Regions from separate parts of the Homo sapiens genome. Here region 1 is linked to region 2. Evidence: read pairs that join two places in POLR2A ChIA-PET (ENCODE). Cell type or tissue: Panc1. All regions are shown on one strand. Each heading gives the region's core, and the rest is flanking DNA. Links, peaks and the distances in the headings are about the cores only.

Region 1 (5,890 bases), core at 1,291-3,790, 140 kb before region 2:
ACTAAGTGTCCTCATTATTACTAAATTAACAAAAATTATTTGCCAGATGAGTCTAGAACACAGTTTCTCTTCTAATGCAATAAGTGTTTTTCTTCTCGTAGTGTCTTAGGTTTTGCTCACTTTTTTTCTGTGTATTTCATATAGCTCTGCTATGGACTGGTCACTTTCTTGCAATAGGATCCAATTTAAGTTGTAGAAAATTCTGTTTCCTATGTAGTTTTTCAAAATTTGCATTAAAAAGAGTGAAATCATCTGTGGTGTGATAAAGAGCCTTTTGCTTTCTCTGATATTCTATGAATTCCTGCTGCCAGCATTAGGTTTAGCGAGGTGTGCATCTCTCTGTTTGTGACAGACTGTAGTTCCTTGTGCTGTCAGGATAGTGGTCTCTACATTCATAACCCAAGTTCTCTAAAAGAAGAAGATATTGAGAGATTGGCATCAGGAGGGAGGGTGTTATCCTCTGGTGTTTTGGCAAGAAATGGTACTTCCTATTTGTGAATTCTACTAAAAATGCATGTCATTTAGATATATGCATTAGGTCCATTATACTTGCAGAGAAAGGAGTAGTTTGAGGACTTGGCTATTTATCAATTTCACACTCAATGTTGCATTTACCATGTTGGCATACAGTGAATATTATCACTGGGTCAGACGTAATACAGAATTTTAAAGTTCTTTTCAAATTAGCAGCAATTTCATCATTATTGTCAGAGAAAACAATGTGACAAATGAGATTGCCTTCAAACTTGGATACAAGCTAAGTAAACTGAAGGCATGAAATAATTTAAAATAGGTTCCAGTGACAGTGACAAATCTTTTATATTTATAAAGCTTGTGAATGATTAAATCATAATGTCAACATGCCCATAATTTTTAAACAGTAGACTATACCTGTAACAATAATTATAGGTATTTAGACACTTGCTCACTCTAATAAAATAACAATTTAATGGAGGCGGCGTCTATTTTCCAGGTTTAGCTCAGATAGAAACTGAGTCAGAACCTATCGTATGACATATCATACTCTTTGGAGATATAATTTTATGTTTTATATTCAATTCTTATGTGAATTTAATATTTCATCCAGAAAGTAATAGGGACAGAGGAAAGAAAGAAATCAAGGAGGCCAGGACAGTCCAGAAAGCAGGAGTATGAAATATGCACAGGAGACTTCATCTAAAATTTTAGACCTAGTCTAAAACGTATCAATAAAATAAGTTACTATTACCAAATATGATTTGGGGGAAAAAAATCCTGTCTTTTAATCTTCCAGGTTAGAAATTCTCCGGCAAACTGATTAGAGTGACCTCTTCTGAAGTTTCAGAAGAAAATTCTTTAACTGGAAGCAGACACTGTATTTTCTCTGTCTCATAAAGGATGTTTTTATAATAAGAATTTGCATTCCACAAGACACTGGAGTTTTGTCACAGTTTCATTTAACCATGAATCACTCCAAACAGGTCATGCTCTCCCCCTCCCGTCCCTGCTTCTCACATAACTATATCTTTAGACCTGTTTAGCTTTGAAAAACATGTTTCCTAACACACAGCTTATCTTTATAAAAGCGTATTTGGGTTCACAGTGTCTGAGAAATGTACCATGACCGCTTTTTGACCCACTGACACAGCTGTAGGTTTTACCATTTTGCTTACTACAATGCCCTGGATAGCATTTCAAATACATAGAGTCATGACCCTTATTGTTTGCCGGATGGGCTGTGAAATGTATGCTAATGTTCATAATAGGATTATACAAGGTTGTTTTATTGTCTGAAATATAATATGAGCATTATACTCTATGCTTCTTCCCCACAATGGGTTTTCCCTTTAACGAGTATTAAGAAGTCTAATTTTGATTAAGTAAATATTACCTTTCAGCTTTACGAATGATGGTTCATCTAGGTACATACTTTAATGGCATTAAGGGTGGAAAACAAGAATTAACCAAATAAACTAAAGTACAAAGAACATACTATAATATAGAACAATGTATGACAACTTATTGTATATACATATTTCATGCTAGAATTGAATGTAATGATTCAACTTAAGTCAAATATGGGACAAAGAAATGTTTGTACGTTATGAAGGTGAGACTTAAAAATACAGAATGCAGGGTGTAACCATGGTGCTACTGTCCTTCAGTCCCTTTGTTTTCTGCTTTATATCTAGCTATTTGGGTATGATCCTATAACTTTTCTTCATGTGGGTTTCTACCGAATATAAATACTGAGTTTGGAATTTGGCTTCAAGTCGTATATTTGGGAGGGAACAGCAGGTCACATAGTGAAGGCATGGGGAGGTGAGATAGATAAGGAATAATGCCAGTAAAGGGCATGTCACAGAGGGGCACGCTGCTGTGAGCAACTGAGTCCGCAGAACAGGGTCTGGAGGCAGGGAACCTAAGGCCGTTTCATGCTGACTTCCTAGGACTAAACTGAAAGTAAAACCCTAACTTTCCATGCCTAAGTAGCAAAAGGACCAGAGGCAAACCCTTTGCAAACTCCCACCTGTTCCTCATGGGCAGATAGGAAATTGAAAGTACCTCTGATTGGTTGCTTTTTGCAACCAGACGCAAACAGACGTTTGCATAAGACTGTAACTTTGTAACTTCACTTCAGCTTCTGATTGGTTGCTGTCCACAACTAGCCAGATGTTTGTATAGGTGTGTGACCTTTGTAACTTCACTCCAGCCTCTGATTGGTTGCAGTAAGCAACCAATAGGGGGCCACCACTTCATTTATGTGAAGGTGAACATTTATATGAGGTGAACACCAAGTGGCCAATGGGAAACTTCTAGGGTGTATTTGAACCCGAGAAGATTCTGTATCTGGGGCCCTTGAGCTGCTGCTCAAGCCGGGTCCCACACTGAAGAGTATACTTTCATTTTCAATAAATCTCTGCTCTTTCATTGCTTCGTTCTTTCCTTACTTTGCTGTGCATTTTGTCCAATTCTTTGTTCAAAATGCAAGAACCTGGACAACTTGCAGTCAAGACCCTCTACTGGTAACACAACTAGGGCTCAATTTCATTGGGGATTATGTGGGACACTCTGTGGAACATGCCTCAGAATTGACCCAATGAGGAGCAAAGAAAATCAGGTATTTATTCACCAATTACATTTCTTATTGTTTGAGGGCCATTCCTCAGGTATCACGTCTGGTGTGCTGGACAAGCATGCTCAACCTATCAGAGAGAGTTGTCAGGCTGAGAAATGCAGCAGGTCATAGGCATGTCCAGAAACTCTGCAGTGAATTCTGGTGTGGGCAGAGAACCCACAGCCTCTGCTGCACATGTCATGGCCATGGTGTAGCTACATCTTTGCTGTGGTATGCTGGAACCAGAGCTTGGGATCTCAGAGAACCCAGCTTGTATCTGGTTCTACCATTCAGTTATGGTGAATGGTTTTTATATGCCTACAGCTTTAGGCCATACTGTATTAATTTGACCTATTAGGGGTTAGAGATGGAAACTCCATTTTCCTGTCTATAAAACCAACATGAGAGAGTTATTGCATGAATGCCATCTGATAATAGCTGCATGAAAAGCATATAAAATAGTTCCTAGCTCACAATAAACAGCCCACAGATTTTAGGGTCTATCCCCATCCCCCTACTCCTGTCTGTTTCCCTTTTATCAGTAATATTGTCAGTATGTAGTAGACAGTGAATACAATTCGGGGTTAATGTACATCAGGGTTCCCCAGGATCACCCTCAGGATTCCTGAGCTGTTATGCTGACAGTCACAGTTTATTATGGTGAAATAATGTAGATTAAAATCAGCAAAGGAAAAAGACACATAGGGAGGAGCCCAGGAGACACCAGGAACAAGATTCCAGTAGTCCTCCCCCAGTGGAGTCATATAAACAACACTCAATTCTCCCAGCAATGATGTGTGGCAACACTTGTAAAGTGTTGCCAACCCGGGACGTTCACCTGAGCCTTGGTGCTCAGTGCTTTCCTTGGGGGTCAGTCACATAGGCACGAATTGCCCTAGACCTTTGTTCCTTCATGCTCCAGACCCCACAGGCCACAGTGATTTGGTATAGACCAAAGCTCCAGGAGTTATAGGTAATAACTTAAATGATCAGACAGCAATTGAGGGTCTTTAAAGGGTGGCTTAAGTAAAAGAGGGATAAAAAATTGAAGGAGAAAAGAATCTGCCCTGTGTAAAAAAAAACAAACAAACAAACAAACAAAAAAAAAACACAAAAAACTGGCAATGATATTTTTCACAATAAGCAGGAATTTTATTTAGTGAAAGACCCATTCTTTATTCAAGAATGTTTAATTTCTGAAGCTCCAAACCAACACAGTTCTAAGATAGAAGGATCATGAGAGCAGGATCTAACATCATGGTGTCATCAGGGTAAATGCACAAAAAATCAAGAGGCACAGTGATTTCCAGAGAAAGTAATTATTGGGAGGTTTAATGTTTTTCCCCTTAAATTGTGTTGAGCCAACACAAAGCTCTAGGGTAGCACTCCCCAATAAAAATAAAACTCAGGCCACAAATGTGAGCCAAATATATGATTTCAAATTTTCTATTTTTAAAATTTTCTATTTTTAAACAAAAAGTAAGAGATAGGTAATATTGATGTTAACAGCATATTTTATCAACCCAATATGTCCAAAATAAATTACATAACTAGAACAAAATTGTTAAGAGATACTTTACATTCTTATTTTAACACTGAGTCTTTGACATCCGTTTTGTATTTATCTACAGCACATTGTAATTTAGACAAGTCACGTTTCAATTGAACAGTGACTTTCATATTGCACAGAGCAGCTCTGGAAAATAATCATCCTTTTCTCCTATAATCAGTGGGGCTGGTAAGGGCCTCCCATCTGTGCATACTTTACTAAACACTGTCAAATATTGGGTAGAACATAGACTTTAAAAACTCTAATAATACTATTTGACAGCACCATTCTCTTTCCCTTAATTATGCTTGCTGAACATTTTATCAATTTTTTTCAAATATAATGTCTTGAATATATAGTAACATATTAAGCATTTCAATGATAGATTATTATTCCCACATCAAATATTAGGAAATGGTTTCAGAGAAGTTGGGTAACCTGCTCAAAGTCTCAGGGATAGAAGGGGCAAAAACATCAAAACTGCAGTCTGTTTTTCATCTGAGCTTTCCCATGCATCACCCCAAATAATATGGGGCAAAAAGAGTAATGGCTTGTAGCCAAGGTGAACCATGAGACCTAAAGTGACTCAGAAAGGCCTGGCCATAAGGGGGCAGAGCTATAAGCCTTTCAGAGCTCTCTCCTCCAAAGGGAAAAGAATGAAAGTCCTTGGAAAGATTTGCAATTCCATTTGGGGCTTAGATCTTATGATAAGATGTAAGGCCATCACCTTACACTGGTGAAGAATGAAACTATTATTTACAAGTCATTTACAAACACATTTCGATTCATGAAGTCGCATTTCATGTTAATTCCTGGGAACTTCAACCAAGTCTCCAATCATTTTAGGGAGTTGCACTGCTGGAACCCAGAGCATCTCTTGAATCAGTCTAGTGTTTCCAGATATTTAAGGGCAACAAGCCCATGGATTTTTTTTCACCCTTTACCAACCTGGAGTTCTGAAGCAAACTACTGAGGAAAGTAACTAGGTCATAGTCTTTGACCCTTGAAAAGCACAAGCAATTGGTTGACTTCTTTGTCAATCTAGAGTTAATAACTCAATCCCCCACTAACTTACTCACATCCTATTGGTCCCAGGAGGACCTTAGTCACTCCTGGGTCCACTCTGCTGACTTCCTTATCTAATCAATGTTCCATAAGGCTAGTACTTTAGATGCATACTGGCATAATATTTGATTGCAACCCAGCATTAATCAAAAGTTCCACTGAGAAATAATGATACATAA
Region 2 (5,890 bases), core at 1,233-3,732:
ATCAGTATTCAACTATACATATATGGTAAAAAAGAAAAACTGAAGCTCTGTGTTCACTCAATTCAAACAGAAGCTTTTACTTTAACATACTGTGCAGCTTAAAGAAAGAGATGACATCAAAACATATGAAATCATGTTAGGGTCATGCTTGGGCATCAATTAATGCCTTCTGTCACAATGTTGACATACTTCTAAACTTTTCATTCTTAAGTCCTTTGGAGAAAAAACACTACTGTCAATTCTCAAGCATTTATATTTAAAAAAAAAACAAAATTTGAATAACCCCAAGTAATAAATAAGCAACAATTATTTAAATTTGATATTCAAATATGTTCTAACATTTTAATATGTGTGTGCCAAGCTTTTCAGGAATTCTATGTCAAATAGAACCCTGACACCAGATCATGAAGACCTAGACAAGTTTAGAGGTTGTCCAAAATCTTTCTTGTCTTTTCTCTCTTTTTTTTTTTTTTTTTGAGACAGAGTCTTGCTCTGTCACCCAGGCTGGAGTGTAGTGGTGCGTGATCTCACTGCAACCTCTGCCTCCTGGGTTCAAGTGATCCTCCTGCCTCAGCCTTCCATGTAGCTGGGACTACAGGCACGTGCCACCACGCCCAGCTAATTTTTGTATTTTTATTAGAGAGAGGGTTTCGCCCTGTTGGCCAGGCTGGTCTCGAACTCCTGACCTCAGGTGATCCACCTGCCTTGACCTTCCAAGTGCTGGGATTATGGATGTGAGCCACTGCACCTGGCCCAAAATCTTTCATACTTGCCATTTCTTACCCTTTTTCCACTTTCCTCTCCCAGCCTGACTGGAAATAATCTGATAAAAGATTTGTCTTCTCTCAAATCTCCCTTGCTTAAAAGAAAGTGAAGACAGTCAAGCATTTTTCAAAGGTCTTTTCTGAATGCAAAACAAGTAAATATTTGAGATGTCAACAATATTACAATTGTTGACATAGGTGCAATAGCCTGTGCAATAGGTAGAATCCATAGGTGCAATCACCTGTGGAGCCCTTCTCTGTAACCCTCCGTGCCCTCTCCTTGTCATTTTTATCCAGAATTTTAGTTCCACCTTTAAAAAATATTAATAATATTTACCAATACGGCTGGACGTGGTGGCTCAAGCCTGTAATCCCAGCACTTTGGGAGGCCAAGGGAGGAGGATCATCTGAGGTCAGGAGTTCAAGAACAGCCTGCTCAACATGGTAAAACCCCATCTCTACTAAAAATACAAAAATTAGCTGGGCGTGCTGGTGGGCACCTGTGATCCCAGCTACTCAGGAGGCTGAGGCAGGAGAATTGCTTGAACCCAGGAGGCAGAGGTTGCAGTGAGTCAAGATCGCGCCACTGTACTCCAGCCTGAGCGACAAGAGCAAGACTCCATCTCAAAAAAAAAAAAAAAAAAGCCATAAACAAAAACTTCTAAAAATAACATTTACCAATACAATTTATGAATTTGCTTATTCACAGTTGCTTCTTTAAAAGGTCATCTTCTTAGATGGTATCTTCATTGAAGGGTGTGACTGGTACACTTTCTTGGTTTTTGCACATTTGATGCTCACTTTCAAATGGTAGTTTAGCTGGTACCGAATTCCTAGGGAGTAACTTTAATGAGGGAATGTTCTTGGCAAACTCTGTTGGGTTTTTGCACATCTGAAAATGTTCTCATTTCATACTCACTTTTAAATGACAGTTTAGCTCAATATGGAATTCTAGTTTCTTTTTCTTTGCATTTTGACAATACTATTCCTTTGTTGTTAAGCATCTAGTTTTGAAGCTGAGATGTCAGCCATCAGCCTAATTGTCATTCCATTGTAGGTAATCCGTCTTTTTTTTTCCTCTTTGGCAACTTTTCAAGTGTTCCACATATCCTTGATGCTCAGCAACTTCAATTAATCTTTCTGAATGTACTTGATGTAATTTTCTCAATACTTGGTATGCACTTTCAATCTGAAAACTCATGTCTTTCTGGCATTATTGAAAGCATCAGTAATAATTCATTTTAATGTTTTTTTTAACCATTCCTCTTTTCTCTCCTTACAAAAAATTATATATATTTAGGGGTCTTTCAGTTTATTGTTCATTACCCTAATTTCTCTTCCAAGATTTTATTCTCTTTACCCAGTCTAAGCAGCATTATGGGTGAATTCCTCAGTAACATCATTCAATTCACAAATCCTACTTTTACTGTGAATAACCAGCTAGAATATTTTTAAATTTCAATGACTGTGTGTTTATTTCATATCCAGGATTTCTAAAATATTTTTCTATACTTATCCGCCTTAATACACAGCTGACTGCCTTTGTTTTATAACTTTTGTTACTTTCCTTAAACTTGTTTATTATGAAGTCAATTTTCATCTTATCAGGAGTTAATCTGAGTTATGATTGCTGTGGCTGTGTCTGTCTTGGCACTGGTTACTCTTGTGTGCTTCAGCGTTTTAGTTTTCAGATTTATTTTGAAGGTTGGGGGAGGTTAGGATTACCGGTCATCCCGATTTGCTCAGGACTAACAGTGTTCCTGGAGCGTAGAACTCCCCATGGTAAAAGTGGAAAAGCCCCAGCCAAACTAACAAGACTTGGTGTTCTTAGAGGATGCTTGCTTCCTTCTCTCTGGCTAATGGTTTTTAAGTTGCCTCCCTCCCGTCTTCTGTAAGAAGGACTGGTACATCTAGAACTAAGCCTTCTATTGGCAGCTGAAGGCTCTTATCCCACAAAACAATACATTTTCTGAACCAGCAAAAGGCTTAGTCCAGCCCTGGTTGCAAGGCTCTCTCTCCAACCCTGAGCTTTAAGCATTGATCCTGTCTCTTCTGAGCCTTTTTCATGACAGAGGAATGCCAATGCCACCGCAATTTTATGTAAGGAGGCTAACTCAGTCCCCAAACATAAGTTGGTGCTATAACCACTCACCCTCCAGAACCAGACTCCTGACTATCCATGCTTATTTCCAGATCGAGAGAACAGTGGGCCTATAGCTTCAGTCAGGCCCACCTTACCACTGATTCCCTGCTCTCTTTCTATCTCTCAGTATACCCACATCTTTTAAATAGTTAAAAATTATTGTCTATTATATCTTTGTTTGAAAAAAAAAAAGGTAGAGTTAAAGGTAAAGTTGAGTTTCACAAAACCATTTTCTCCAAAAACCTCTATCACAAAAGTCAGACATTTAAACACCATGCCAGTTGAAAGCCTTGTAGAGTCTTTCGAATCTCTATATGGCCACTGATTCCTCTCAGTATTATCTCTGCTCATTCTTATCATGCAACACCATTTAACGTGCAAAAGGAATTTCTCAACTCTTGGAAGTTTAAATATTCATCAACTTCAAGTAGCACAAATACAGCTGAGAATCAGGAATTGAGAAAGAGCACTTGGCAAAAAATGAAAACAGGTGTCTCAAAGTTTACAGAAGAAATTATAGGCCTATTATCCACAGGGAAGTTTATAATTCATCAGCATGTGCAGCCCTTGGGGATGGAGGTTTTATTCATCTTTATATCCTGAGCACTTAGCATAGTGCCTGTCACATATTAGGCACTCAACACGTTTGGAGTGAAGTTGTTTGAACTATAAGGAGAGCTCTATGGGCCTTTATTCAGAGGCTAGTTACTTTTACTTTATAAATATTTGTGACTTGTTTGACAGTACATCAGAAGACAAATAAAAGCAAGAGAGAAAACAGAATAAAACTTTAAAGGCATACGTGGGATTCAAACAGACTAGCTCAAACAGACGTTTATTTGTTAATAGATCCCGAGAGCATCACTATTATGACACGACATAAAAACTAAAAGGTATAATGATTCTCTTGATGCAGGAAGAAAAGATTAAATTACATAAGCATAAGTAGGTTTTGCTTAAAAAGACAAAGTAATAAAACATATATTTTAGAATGATTTCCATATATAATGGGTAAATTTTTTAAAGAGGTGTTTATGCCTGAAGGTATTAAACCCTGAACTGCTTGGAATACTCAAATGCTATGAACAATGCCCTCTTTGAACGTGGTGGAAACAGTTGAAATCTTTCTGCATCACAAGATCTCAGTCACCCACCATTATGATGGAATGGCCAGTTCCAGAAAAGCGTTTTTTTTCCCCCGTTAGTAAGATTTTAACTCCTTCAAGCAAACCACTATATTACCCTTGGTGGTATTTGAGCTGTAAAATACCAACACCTCCCTCAGAAATACAAGTCTGCCTTAAGAACTGCACAGGTAGAAGAGGCTTTTGGCCTCTGCAAGTCATTGGTCTCATTTTCCACCATGGATTTCCTCTGGGTTGCTTGCCTATTTCATATCCCTTTCAATTTCCAAGTCTCCCACTGGCCTCTTGCCTCTGTGTCTGCCACCACTTAAATCCCGCCCACTCTTTTTCCTATTCCTTACTGATTGCCCTAGGAACCCTAATTTAATGAGGCACCCTCTGTGACATCACTAGGCTTACAACAAGTTATGATAATTCTCATTTTATGGATGAAGAAACAGAACTTTGGAGGTCAGTTACAAGCCCATCTAGATAGAAAGTTACAGAGCGCATGAGAATTTATTCCAAGCCTAAATGATTCCAAGAACACCAGGAGTCTTTGCCTCAACCTAACACTACTTCCATCACTTCACTCTGCCTCCCTGGAAGTAACCAGGAGGGTGTTTACTGTGGGCTGCCAAGGGGAAAAGGAAGCATGAACCAAATGGGAGGAGGGACAGCAAAGAGGACAGGCAAACAACCACAGGTAGATGAGCTATGATTTTCAAGTAAAAAGGACTTTAATCACAAATATCTATGCCTTTGTAAACTGTCTAATACATAAGATGATTTAGTTTTTTATGCAAGAAGTCTAGACCACCCTCTATACTTCTCTAGAAATTAGATTTTGTAGTCTTTGGGCCCAAAGAGGACCTCAGCTGAAGAAAAAAAATACAGGGAAAATGTTTTCTGAAGGATCAGTTCGGTTTCAGGGTGTAACAAATAGATGTTCCAGGAGGGTAAAATGATGACATCAGCTGGTCTTTTGCAATCTCCTATAGAATTGTTTCCAACACTGTAACAGCTATGTGTAGTCTTCTCTACATTCTTCAAAAAAAAATGCTTTTTGAAAGTTACTTTTCACAGTTTAGATTTCATACCCATGAAATATGACCTTTGAGTCACCTTAAAATCTTAAACTTTTGATAAATTTTTATCATATTTGTTTATAAATGGTTGTTAAACACGAATGAAGCTCACATGAGTAAATAAATATACTTTTTGTTAAGTACTCATTTCACAAAATTGTAATAAATTGGTCCAAAGACTGCTTCTTCAAATCAGTAAGGAAAAGAAACAACCAAAGGTGAAGGATTCCAGGGAAGCTCACAGAAGGAGAAATCCAAATGACCAATACAAATATGAAGATTTTTCAGCCTCAGCAGAAATCAGTGAAATAACAAAATACAAATGAAAACAATGGTAAAATATGACTTTATACTCATCAAAGTAACCAACTTTGAAAGCCAAAAGTCTGAAAGTACCAATTGTTGGTAAAAATAAGGTAAAATGAGACTTTTACACAACTGACATGGGGTGCAAATTAGTTCAATTACTTGAAAGAGCAATTTGACAATACCTAGCACATTTGAAGATGTTCTACCAGTCAATCTATCAATCTGGGTTTATACCCTAAAAAAAAATTCCTCACATGTATTCACAAAGAAATTTGTAAAGGATGTTTCTTACAAAATTTTCACTATAGTAAAAATTATGGAAACAACTTACATATCACAGACAAAGAGGTTAAGTCATTGTGGGTTATTCATAAATGGAATGTCATATAGCAGCTAAAATGGATGAACTAGATGTATATGTACCAACACAGATAAATATCAAAAACTTTATAATGAAAGAAA

What was found. ChIA-PET counts read pairs that join two places held together with the same protein. Peaks named below come from ENCODE experiments on the same cell type or tissue, not always from the same donor. Only the 100,000 strongest peaks of a DNase experiment are listed, where the experiment ranks them.
Region 1: POLR2A ChIA-PET joins it to region 2 with 20 read pairs; 2 of 35 experiments call an interaction of 5 or more read pairs at or near these places.

Annotation. Positions count from the first base shown.
Region 1 is chr20:6,557,929-6,563,818 of GRCh38, reverse strand. No RefSeq gene overlaps it. Among named protein-coding and RNA genes, the nearest start is that of CASC20, 130 kb to the right of the region's middle. In Panc1, for the core only: no CTCF peak of the experiment used is centred there; DNase peaks (open chromatin) are centred at 1,588 and 2,528; H3K4me3 peaks cover 658 bases.
Region 2 is chr20:6,419,655-6,425,544 of GRCh38, reverse strand. No RefSeq gene overlaps it. Among named protein-coding and RNA genes, the nearest start is that of CASC20, 4.1 kb to the left of the region's middle. In Panc1, for the core only: no CTCF peak of the experiment used is centred there; no DNase peak of the experiment used is centred there.